3 separate regions of the Homo sapiens genome follow, and regions 1 and 2 are each linked to region 3. A link is a contact called in ENCODE Hi-C or POLR2A ChIA-PET data. All regions are on one chromosome and are shown on one strand. Each heading gives the region's core, a stretch centred on a gene start or an enhancer-like site at or near the end of the contact. The rest is flanking DNA. Distances are from core to core; before and after follow the strand shown. Region 1 has its middle 73 kb from the start of LINC01122. Region 2 holds the start of OTX1 (orthodenticle homeobox 1). Region 3 holds the start of BCL11A (BCL11 transcription factor A).

Region 1 (4,001 bases), core at 110-2,609, 2.1 Mb after region 3:
GAATAAATAAATGAATGGTCACTAGACAAAGAATCTAGCTTATCAATATCTTTGGCACACACCCTGAATTTCAAGGCGTATTTATAAATGGACAATAGCACCACCAAGAGCATCAACTTTGAATAAGGGCAAAAAAAAAAAATGAATAAAATCTACATACTGCAGAACTGATAGCAGAATAATATAAAGGGAAAGATAGCCTTTATTTTACCTGTGTTTTATTTAATTTTTGATGAGTGTTTAGAAGTAATCTATTATATTTTCTCTATGTTCTTCTTGAAGTAAAGTAGTAGCCAAGGGAGAGAGAAATTTCTGTAGCATACAGACAGGTTCACAGTAGGTTTTGTCATGGAAATATTTATCATTATAAGAGCCAGTCAAGTGACATTCCATAATGCTAGCCCTTTCTGTAGTTAACACTGCAGGGAAGAAATCTCTCTCTGTCTTCAAATTCCAGTATAATAATAAAAAAGAAAACAACAAATGCATATAAAATAAATAACTTCTCCAACACATACGTACTCGACATTACAACAGAAAAGTTATGCAATCATTTGCTATTAAATCACAAACTTCCAAAACTTCAAAAGAGCAAGAGGAAAATTCCTTCAGAAAAAAACAAATTACCCATGTATGGATAATGTCCATACATAGTTGCAGAATATAGCTAAAGAAATGTTCTTTTTAAATAAGTGGTCTACATTTTAAAACTGCAACATCCAAATTGGGTATAGAGTTTGAGAAAAAGCTGCTATGTGCAATGTGGAAATAATTTATAAATACTTATAAAACATTCAGGAAGGGAGTAGATTTCAATACCTTTCTTTAATATATAATGTTTTTAAAGAAATCATTACAGTAGCAATGAATCTTTGCGATGGAAGCAGTAGTTTTACAGTTTGGATTCTAGAACCACAAAATTCCTGATCAACTCTGTAATTAGAAGGGAAATTTTCATCTTTCTAAGTTGTGTCTCCTATTTCTCCATTCCCTATTTCTATTTTCTCTAGTAACCATTGAAAAGATCAAGTTCAACTTATGACAAATCTAATTGAAAAATACCAGCCTGAATTGGAGGTTAATGTTTTCAGACAGTGGTTCTGCCATCTAATCATTCCACAAATATTTATTGGGTACTTAATATTTCCTGCCAAAGAGATAAGGTCATTACCTTTAAGAAGTTAAAATTTAATGAGGAAGAGATACAAACACGCAGTAAAATAGTTTGACAGTGCCCTAATAGAGCTATGCTCAAGGTACTACTAGGCCCACTCAGCGTGCTATGGGGACGCAGGGAGGCAGGGAAGGCCTATGGGAGGAGGCGCTGTTTCCACGTTGTGAAGGATGAGCAAAGCTGGTCAGAGAAAACAAAGGGAAAGGGAATCCTCAGCAGAGGGCGCCATGATCATGATCTCATTTTTAGAACTGCCCCAATAGCTGTGGGGAAGACAAAAGTGATAGCAGTAGGCTGGAGGCAGGAGGATCACTCCAGAGGCTTAGAGGAATCCAGGGAGGAAATCATGAGGGTCTGAACGTAGGAAATGGCAGTCGGAAAGGAAACAAGGGGCAAGTTCAAGATATATTTAGGAAATAGACCATAAAAGATGTGGCATTGACTAGTCAGGAAGAATGAAGAGAGGAAGAATGAAGAAGAATGAAGGACAGGGAGGGAGTTAGGAGCTTGAGAGGCTGGATATATGGAGAGCTGAACTCTAAGGGAAGAAATGCAGGAGAAGAAATGGGTGAAACAACAGCAGAGCGGATGTTTTTTGAAACTCAAAAGATTTGTCATGACATGTATTTGACATTATGACTAATTGACAAATATAAACTAGCTGTGGTATGAAGATATTCTACCCACAGAGCCTATTCAGAGTCATGAACATTACAGAGATCACTGAGGAATACTTGAAGAAACTCCTTCCATTCTCCCTGGTCACCAAATGTAAAGTATTGACGAGATAGAGACTAGCAGTCAGTATAGATTTTAGATATTTGTTTAGTGAATATTTACCAATTTTAGAACTTCCATTACACAATCAGAGGCATGGCTTCTGAAAAAAAAATCTTAGCATACTGTATTTTCGTGAACATTAACATATATAATGGAAAGGAGAGTAAAACAATAATTTTTAAAATATTTAACTTTATTTACAAATTAATGGTGACTTTTTCATTTCAGATCTTAAGTGTCAAGTTAATTCACTCATTAAAATTTAGATACATTTTAATACCCTATTATATTTTATTATTCAAGGACTTTCTTACCATACAAAGAAGATGAAATGCTCTTTCAGACCAGTTATCATTTCTGGTTACTATTTCCTTTTTTTCTTGTCTGATTCCAAATGTGCACTGGGAATATCAACAATACCCATGAAATAAATCCCTTCTCAAGCAGGACATTCTGAGTATCTGATTTATCACTCTGCATAGCTCCCATTAAATAATTTCTACAGTTTCAATAATAACCACAACTCTAGAATAATATATACTAGGATGCTCTATTTCAAGATCTGTAAAACTAGACATATATGAGAAAAATTTATAATATTTTAATATATTTCTGGACTCATGAATAATGAGTCATTTTTGTTAGATTATACAAATATGATCCACCAATAAAACATTTCATCTCAAATGTAACCAGATTTTGTCTACCTAGTATAAAGTAAGGAAATCCTGCATACTCCAGCAAAAAAAAAAGAAAAGAAAAAAGCATTCTCTAAATCAGTGTTCAGTGTTTTTCAAATTGCAGATGTGACCTATTTGTAGATCATGAAATCAATTTGGTGAGTTACAACCAGCATTTTTACACAATGGAATAGAATACAAAAGAACAGATATCAGAGTATATTACATTTCATAAGAGTATGTATGGTTTTGTAAAAGTTTGGTATATATGTATGTGCATACTGGGTACTAACATTAAATATTTCTTATCAGGAGTTGCATTTAAAGAAATTTGAAAGCCCCTGGTTTAAGTAACTTTGTCCACAGTATTGCTGAGACTTGTCAGGGGTCTACAGCTCAAATGTGAAATGAAAATAAATTTTAAGAGATGTGAAGATTAACTTTTCTACAACAGTTCTCTGAAACTCAAGCACTCACTTACTTTAAGCTGTCAAATATTTTACAAAATAATACCTAACAAATAGGATCAAAGGTTTCTCCTATACTATGTTTTGTAACTAAGAATATGTGGTCCAATATCACTAAATGACAGATTCTAACTTGCTTGATTGAGCCTTGCTATTTAGTAGTCATTACGGATAGAAGTTTCATTTAGTTGCATTGATCTTGTATTTAACTTTAGAATAAATTCAGAAGCTGAGCCATAAAATGTATGGTATGAATCCTTAACCCATGAGGACCCTTAAAAGGTCAAGAAAGCAACTGTAATTCCCACAAAAAACACACAAATGCATATGTTATCATTATATATAGCCTACACGAATATGCCCCAACATGTTATCATTAGGTATAAACCAGAGAATATTCTACAGTATTTTAATTCTACTATACTTAAATAATACATAAAAGACACAAATACAGTTTTCATTTTTATGCTCCACTGCAATTTTATGAGGTCTAAAAAACATAAAAGTTACATACAAGTCTTTATTTATGCCACCAAGAGTAAGTTTTATCCTTGGAAATGCTTAAAAACTTGGCCTAATACATACTGCCCAGTTATTCCTCATCCTTTGATTCCTTAACCTATATTTTTGTGAATAAATTTTAAGTCAGAAATTACTGATAAAGTATCAGTCATGAGTTTCACCTGAACTCAAAATTCTCCTCTTTTGAGAGAGCTATAATAAGTGGAAGTTTATATTTTATTTCATTGCTATCATTTCATTCCTTAGGTTCTTTATGGTGTTTTTAAAAATCCATAATATAATTCTATGAGAGTTAACATAATAGACTGTAACAGCTGTTATGGTCTATTGTGTAAATAAGTAATTACAGAATTTACAGACTATCATGTAAATATATAA
Region 2 (3,764 bases), core at 2-2,501, 2.5 Mb before region 3:
GGGGGTGAAGGGTGACTGGCCTAGCACCTCAAAGGGTCTCGGGGATTTGTGAAGCCGGAGGGCAGCAAGTCGCGTGCTGCCATCCTTGTAGCTGAACCCGCGGCCCCAGGACACGGTCGAGAACAGAGAACTAGGCCTCAGCGGCGTAGCCCACGCAGACCCGAGCTGGGAGGTCGAAGCCTCGCCCCCGCCGCTGCCGGGAACCCGGGGTGCCACTCTCAGGGGTCAGGGAGGGGCGCTGGAAACTGGGCCTGGGGCCCTGGGGGGCCATCGCTACACCCCGCTTAGCGGGATCGCTGTGAAGCAAGCCAGGGACTCGGGCTAGGACGTTCAAGGAGAGAAGTTAGAGCTAAAGAAGCTCCCCCCAGCCCCGTTCCCGCCCCCGTCTTCTGGGACCCAAGACCTGGGCTGAGGGAGTCCAGCTTGTAGGAAGGGGACCGGAAGGGAAGCAGCCAGGGCTCTAGGGCCGAAGGAAAATGGGACTCAAAGCTGCGACGGCTTTGCGAAGCTGCAGCGTGAGTTTTCAAAGACTTTCTCCAAACTTAGCACTTCAGCTTGGTTACTTCGGAGGAGGCGGGGGAGGGGGCTGCGGGCCGCGACAGCGCCCCGGGGTCCTCGGCTCACCAAGAGGGGAGCCAGGCCGCTCCCACAGCCCCGACCACCTGCTGGGGACCGGGGAAGCCGGGATCCATTTGAGGAGGGGGAGATAAGGGTAACCAACGCGCTCCCGGAGTCCGGGGTGGCCCCGCGGCTTTCTCCTTACCTGCCCTCAGCTGCCGGGGCCGTTCACCATCTACCTGGATCTCTCACAGAGACCCGCCGGGCAGCCAACCTGCAAAACAGAGCAGCACTGGAATTACCCTGGCGGCTGGTCTAGGACCCCCAGGTTTCTTTCTTTTCCCAACTTCCTTCTTCCCACCTCTATCTTTTTTTTCAATGGCTTTGTGCGTGTCCTTCTGGGTTTCACTTTATTGCACAGACACTTTGTTTGCTAAGCCCCACACGTTCTCAGGACATTGCCTCGCCTGGGATCGCGCCGAGGGGCCGCAAGGGGGGGAATTCGAGGGGCAGAGTTGGGAGGTGGCTCGGCGTTGCCGCGGCACTCCCGGTGCAACGTGGAGGCAGTGGGGACTGGGAAGTCCTGCAGAGTCACTTTGCAAACTAAATAAATCAAGCGATTTACCTTGTCGGAGTGGCTTGTCTTGCTCGGTTGTTTAGGTGATTGGAAATGTAGCCTGATGAAGATTGATCACCTTTCTACTGCCCTCCCCGGGTATGTGAACGCGAGGCGAGTGCGTAACGGGGCTAGGCCGCCAATCGGGGGCCCCGCGCGGGCTGAGTGACAGGGAGCCGGGCAATGGCTGCGCGAGCCGGGGGTTACCTCCGCGCGCCCCCGCCCTCCCCCGCCCCCCACACCCCGCCCTCCCCGCCCTCCCGCCCCGCCCCGGTCGCGCGCTAACTCCGGGACTCGGCTGGCAAAAGCGGCGCAGAGCTAGGCGAGGAAGGCGAGCGGAGAGCCCGAGTCCTGGCCGCGGAGGGGGCCGTGGGTCTCCAGGCCTGCCCTGGGCGCCCCCGCCCTTCTCGCGCTCTCGGCGCTCCGGAGGGAGTGGCAGGGAGGAGGCGAGGTGCTGGAGAACCGGTTCCTTCGCTCTCCCGCGCGCTACAGGGCTCAGCCGCTCGGGTGTGGGCGCCAGGACCCGGGGGCGGCGGGCTGGAGGAGCCCGGGCCTCGGCCCCTCTCCCGGCGCCGCGGGCCCCAGCGTTTTCTTCCCCGGCGCCGCCACCTGAGACCGACGCCGCGGGCTGCTCGTGCCGGCGCAGGCTACTTTGCAGAGCGCGGGAGCAGCTCCGGGCGTGCAGATCTCTCCTCGGCCCCTCCGGACTCTCGCGCCTGGGAAGAGCACCCACTGGGAGGGCGCCGCCACTTACCTGCTTGCTCGTCGGCATCTCCCGGGGTTCCAGGTCCCCACCAAGGGTGTTTGCAAGTCTTAAGCGCTTCTACTGAAACGTTGGAGCCCAGCGTCCTCTTCCCCTCACACGTACACCCTACTTCTTAATTGAAACATTTTGATAGGAAAGTTTCTTTTTCGCTCTTTCTCTCTCTTTCTTAGACTGCCTCTAACAGGGACTTTTTGATGGAAAATGTGGCCACAGACCCCTGCCCTCAACTTTTTTCCACATGCTGCGTAAGGATCCTCCTTGAGGCGATTTCCCCGGATTGTTCGTACGGGCGAAGCCCATTTCCCACCCGAAAAAACTTCCCAAACACGTCTACCTGGGTGGACTTTTAAAAGTGCAAAAAAGAGTTTTCGTTCCAACTCTAAGCTAGGCGAATCTTTTAAATGGCACCTCCTCCTGAAAATTAGGCACTTTATTCCCTTTCGAGGAATTTCTACCCCTTGTTTCTAATCTCCCCCACTCCCCCACCCCGACAGGCGGGGTAAAAAGTTTGCACAGGATTAAGTGTGAGGGCAAGTCAAGGAGCCTCCAGGCGCATCGCAGTGGGGAGCACTCGCGCTGCCCGGGCTGCGGGGTCGGGCGCCGAGAGCGGACCGGGCGCTGGGTGAGGAGGAGGAGAACGAAGGGGGAGCCCGCTGAGTGAAAAGGGGCCGCGGCCGCCGCTCATCAAAGTGCTTCCCCCTCCCCCAAGCGACACTTTCCTTTGGAGTCCGAATAAAATACGGTAACAGAATATGATGGAGGGCACACTGTTTCCTTAACTGCTTCTCAAAGGACCCGGGAGATCTTCTTAGGACCTTTAATAAGGCTTTGGTCGGTTCTTTTGTTGATCTCTCAAAATCAACTCCTTCTAATTGAAGTTGGAGCTGAAAGCGAGCTAATGTTCAAAGAAAGTGGCCGCCAGACCAACGAAATTACATTTTTTTTTTGACGATGAGGGAACATCTAATCAAAGAGGCAGGGGAGGAGGGGTGGGAGTGGGGGCGTACGAAGGAGAAAAGGAGGTTTTACAAGATCCTTCTCTGGTTCACAAAAGTCAGCGACACGGGCGCTTCTCTACAGAACAAAGACACCGCGGCCCATTCACAAAAGGGAGAGAAAGAGAGAAAGCTGAATAAAAGAACGAGAGAAATGGGGAAAAAATGAGAGAGAGAAGGAGGGAGAGAGTGAGTGAGAAAGAAGCTTTAAGAGGAAAAGAAACAGTGCAGAGCGCAGCGCTAACCCAGGCGGGGACACACCTTAGGCTCGCGCAGGCCCCTACCAGGAGTAGCCCGCGAGGCCCGCGGTCAGCCGCCCGCGGCTCGGAGCCACTGTGATCGTGCTGAGGTTTAAAGAAAGCAACGAAATATACCCCTTCCTTAGGTTCCGAGGAAAGGCGCCGGCTGGAGCGCACTAGTTTTGGGGGAAAGAATATGCGGACGTCCCGGGGTGCGCTTCGCCGGCGTCCGCGTCCATAGCCCGGCGCTGCCCTAGTCCCGGCCAGTCCGCTGTGTGCCGGGGTTGGCCCTCCAGTGCCGGGGCGCGTGACCTTGCCCCATTCCTCCACCTTAACTCATTCCTCCCTCCACCAGGCCCTGTTTCGCCTGCAGCCTCAGCACCTGACCTGGGTCCGGCGCAGCGAGGTGGGACGGCAGTGCGCTCTGGAATGTGCCAGCGCGGTCCCCGGGGTACGCCTCGCGGGAGGCCGGCGCTCTCGGTTCCAGATGCTGCCACCATTCTCGGGGAAGTTGGGAGGTATCAAGTAGCACGGATTTTTTTTTTCCTAATTAGAGTATTTATCTAATCCCAAATTGCAGGCGAATTTTC
Region 3 (3,778 bases), core at 232-2,731:
CGCTTTTTGACAGCGGCAGCACGCGCGTGTGTGTGCGTGTGTGCATTAAAGAGACAGGGTTTTATTTCCAACAGGTCTTCCCTAATTTCCAGGGAACGTCTGCAGAAAGGCGAGAGGGGGCTGCTGGCTCCTGGGTGTGCGCCTTGGCCGGCGGCGCCTGGGGAGCGCGGCGGTGACCCGAGGCGGTCATCTCACCACCGTGGTCTCCCCGCTGCTCCTGCGAGCCTGTCGCTCTCTCTCCATTCCCATTTTCTCTTTCCCTGGGTAACAGCACAGGAACAGTTGTGCTCTGCCCGTAAGAAACATTTTCTTCCCATCCCTCTGTGCTTTTGCAGTTGCTCTGGAGTGGGAGGGGGTGTGTCCCTCCCAGGGACCCGGCTCGGGGACCTCCCGCGGCGCCGTGAGCACATTCCCAGGGACTGGGACTCCCGGGACTGCCCGCGCTTTGTCCTCGGCCTCTCAGAGAGGTGGACGCCTCGGTGCCTCTCTTGCCCAGGCCCCCGGCGCTCCCCTCCGGGGGCCAGACTCTGGCTCCTCGTTCTTTATTCCTCGGGCTCTCTTTCTGCGACCCTTAGGAGCCGGGGACTCGGCGCTTTCAGTTGCATTCAGACCCAGTCGCTTGGCGGGGCGCTCAGATTCCCGGTCCCTGGCTCGGCCTTGGGGGCGCCCTCGGGCCCCGGCCTGCGCCGCCTGCCTCTCCCCGGTCCCCTCTTTCCAGGCCGCGCGGGCTCCTGGAGACTTGGGCGCTGCCCTTCCGGACCCGCAGCCCTCCAAACTTAGGCTGGATTCCGCGTTGCCGTGCGCTCCCTCCCACCTCCCCTCGCCCGCTGCGGAGCTGTAACTTGGAGGCTCAGCTCTCAACTTCGGGTGATTTTTCTTTGCTGTCCTCTCCTCGGGCAAAGTTTCCCGAGCGCAGCCGCGGGCTCGGGGCTTTTACTTCGGCCCCTGGCGTCCACACGCGGGGAGCGAGCGCGGCGGCGGCGGGGAGGGGAAGTGGGTGTGCGTACGGAGGAGGGTGTCCGGGAGCAACTCTACCTGGCTTCCCTCCGCCCGCGCTTCCCCAGCCCGGGGCTGCAGCCTCCCGGTGCACTCTCGCTCTATTTTTTTCTTTTTTGAATAATCTTTCATTTTAGAGTCCGCGTGTGTGGGGGGGAGCAGGGCGCACGTCTTGCTCCCCCCCACCCTTTCCTCCCACCCCTGCCACCCCTTTCTTCTCTCCCGGCCACGCCACCGCCGCGGCGCTCGCTGCGGCCACTGGTGAGCCCGCGGCCCCAGCGCCCCCTCCCCTCGGCCCGCCCCTCCCCCGGGGGCCGCGTCTGGCGTCCGCGGAGCCCCCCGCCCCGCACCTCCCCCTCCCCGCACTGGCCATTGGCTTGTCCTGGTCTCTTTTTCATGTCCAGCCCCTGATGTGTGTCCATTGGTGTGAGCTTCCCCTTCCCTCCTCCCCTTCTCTCCTGCTCGCCCTGCCCATGTTTTGTGTGTCTCTGTCCATCCAGACTCCTGACGTTCAAGTTCGCAGGGACGTCACGTCCGCACTTGAACTTGCAGCTCAGGGGGGCTTTTGCCATTTTTTTCATCTCTCTCTCTCTCTCTCCCTCTATCTCTCTTCTCTCTCTCTCCCTCTTTTTTTTTTTTTTTTTTTTTTTTTTTTTGCTTAAAAAAAAGCCATGACGGCTCTCCCACAATTCATCTTCCCTGCGCCATCTTTGTATTATTTCTAATTTATTTTGGATGTCAAAAGGCACTGATGAAGATATTTTCTCTGGAGTCTCCTTCTTTCTAACCCGGCTCTCCCGATGTGAACCGAGCCGTCGTCCGCCCGCCGCCGCCGCCGCCGCCGCCGCCGCCCGCCCCGCAGCCCACCATGTCTCGCCGCAAGCAAGGCAAACCCCAGCACTTAAGCAAACGGGAATTCTCGCGTAAGTAACCCAATAATAGTAATAATAATTATTAATAATCACGAGAGCGCGCAGGACTAGAAGCAAAAGCGAGGGGGAGAGAGGGGTGTGTGCATGCATTTTTAAATTTTTCACGAGAAAAACCTCCGAGAGTCGAGGTAAAAGAGATAAAGGGGGAAAAAACCCTCATCCCATCTGGAACCATTGCCGTGTATGCACTTTTGAGACAGCACGCACCTTTTAATTTTATTTAATTTTACAAAAATTTGACTCCTCCTCTTTCCTCCTTTCCGCCGCTTTATTTCTCTTTTCGAAAAGGAATGCAATGATTCCACTCCCCCCCCGCCCCGCCAGTTTTGCAAAATAATGAACAATGCTAAGGTTGCGAACAACTCACATGCAAACCTGGGGGTGGGAGCTGGTGGGGAAAGGGAGGTTGCTTCCCACTCACCGTAAGAAAATGGGGGGGTAGGGAGGGAGTGAGTACAAGTCTAAAAAACGATTCCCGGGGAGAAAAGAGGTGAGACTGGCTTTTGGACACCAGCGCGCTCACGGTCAAGTGTGCAGCGGGAGGAAAGTAGTCATCCCCACAATAGTGAGAAAGTGGCACTGTGGAAAGGGGCCCCCGGCGCTCCTGAGTCCGCGGAGTCGGGAGAGGGGCCGCGGCGACGGGGAGAGCCGTGGGACCGGGAAGGACGGGAGACGCGGCCGGCACTGCCGCCTTTTGTTCCGGCCAGAGGTGGGTGTTTGTCCCGCTGCCTTTTGTGCCGGCTCCTCGCGCTTGCCCTCCCGCGCCGCCGCCGCCGCCGCCGCCGAAGGGCAGGAGCTAGGGCCGGGGGAGGAGGCGGCCGGGGGCACGCGGGAGAGGGAGGGAGGGAGCCCGGACTGCTGCCTCCTGGGTTGCCGCTGCCCTCCCCTCCCGACCGAACCTCAGAGGCAGCAAGGAGAAGACTGGCACATAAATAAATAAATACATAAAAATAAAATAAATAAAACAAGGCAAGAGAATGTACAATTTCTTGCCCCCAAACCGAAGCCAAACGCTCTGCCAACCCTTTTCTGTGACGGCCTTCTCTTTGACTCCCCCACCAGCCCCCCTGCAAAAATCTCACAATCTCTCATCTAGAAAAAAATTTACAATCACCCTCTTCCCCCAAACCCCTTCAGTTGCAAACTTAGGGCGCCGACGGCACGGAGAGGGAGAGAGGAACTCCCTCCTCTTACTATTTTTTGGAAGATTTTCAAAAAAAGTGGAAGTGGATTTTGATTGGGAAAAATCTCGTGTCTGAATGTTTACAAGCACCGCGTGTGCGGGAGCCTCCTGCCAACAAACAGACAGAGGACCGAGCGCGGCGCGGCAGCCCCGGAGCAGGCGGCGGCGGCGGCCTGGCCTCGCCCGGGCCTTGCCCGACCTCGCCGCGCCCCAGCCCAGCCCCGGATCGCCCACCCGGCGCCCGGCGCCCACCCGCCAGGCACGGCGGCAGGCCACGCAGTGTCTCCGCGCCAGCCTGGCCCGTGGTCCTGGTCCGCCCCCAGCACAATGCCGAGACCTCTTCTCGACCTCCCAGACTGCGAAATCGGCTGGGTGAAACTCGGCTTTGCAAAGCATTTTTATTTTGCAGGGCAACTGTAAAAGCGCGTTCTGCGCCTCCCCTCCCCTCCGCCCTGGGTACTTTCTCAGACGTCTCTTGTCCACAGCTCGGGACCGCGAGGAGGTCACCACGTGCTTTCCCTGCCCACCCCCCACCCCGCCCGGTCTGGTCACCAGTCCCCCTGCGCCCCGAGCACGACTAGGCCAGGTGGCGGGGTTGCCGGGGAAGGGCAGGGGAGAAGTGTGTTTGAGTGTGCATTTTAAGGGCGCTGGATCCTGGGACCCCGAG

Evidence for each region. A loop is a pair of places that touch in the nucleus more often than their neighbours do. ChIA-PET counts read pairs that join two places held with the same protein, here RNA polymerase II (POLR2A). Pooled maps may share reads with other maps.
Region 1: a map of dorsolateral prefrontal cortex shows a loop between it and region 3 (7-fold over the local background). The contact joins the enhancer-like site here to the promoter of BCL11A in region 3. A Hi-C loop is called at or near these places in 3 of 168 maps with a recorded cell type or tissue (MCF 10A, PC-3 and dorsolateral prefrontal cortex) and 9 of 50 pooled maps. POLR2A ChIA-PET finds 5 or more read pairs at or near these places in 1 of 52 experiments (activated T-cell).
Region 2: a map of naive thymus-derived CD4-positive, alpha-beta T cell shows a loop between it and region 3 (19-fold over the local background). The contact joins the promoter of OTX1 here to the promoter of BCL11A in region 3. A Hi-C loop is called at or near these places in 2 of 168 maps with a recorded cell type or tissue (ascending aorta and naive thymus-derived CD4-positive, alpha-beta T cell), 2 of 37 single-sample maps with no recorded cell type and 11 of 50 pooled maps.

Annotation. Positions count from the first base shown.
Region 1 is chr2:58,445,594-58,449,594 of GRCh38, reverse strand. No RefSeq gene overlaps it. Among named protein-coding and RNA genes, the nearest start is that of LINC01122, 73 kb to the left of the region's middle. Within about 2 kb of position 1,359, at least 2 of the 41 ENCODE cell types and tissues checked have a DNase peak (open chromatin) inside an H3K27ac peak, as active enhancers do; they include PC-3 and dorsolateral prefrontal cortex, where a contact is called at or near this core.
Region 2 is chr2:63,048,317-63,052,080 of GRCh38, reverse strand. OTX1 (orthodenticle homeobox 1) reads right to left here and starts at 1,251. Exons shown (of 5, transcript NM_014562.4): 1 at 1,184-1,251; 2 at 764-832. EHBP1-AS1 (EHBP1 antisense RNA 1) reads left to right here and starts at 3,560. Exons shown (of 4, transcript NR_033389.1): 1 at 3,560-3,692. RefSeq lists a silencer at 1,226-1,885 and enhancers at 2,002-2,749, 2,750-3,499, 2,113-3,521, 3,500-3,764.
Region 3 is chr2:60,551,357-60,555,134 of GRCh38, reverse strand. BCL11A (BCL11 transcription factor A) reads left to right here and starts at 1,481. Exons shown (of 4, transcript NM_022893.4): 1 at 1,481-1,919. The coding sequence starts at 1,865. RefSeq lists an enhancer at 172-221 and silencers at 912-1,001, 2,411-2,770, 3,291-3,350, 3,411-3,720.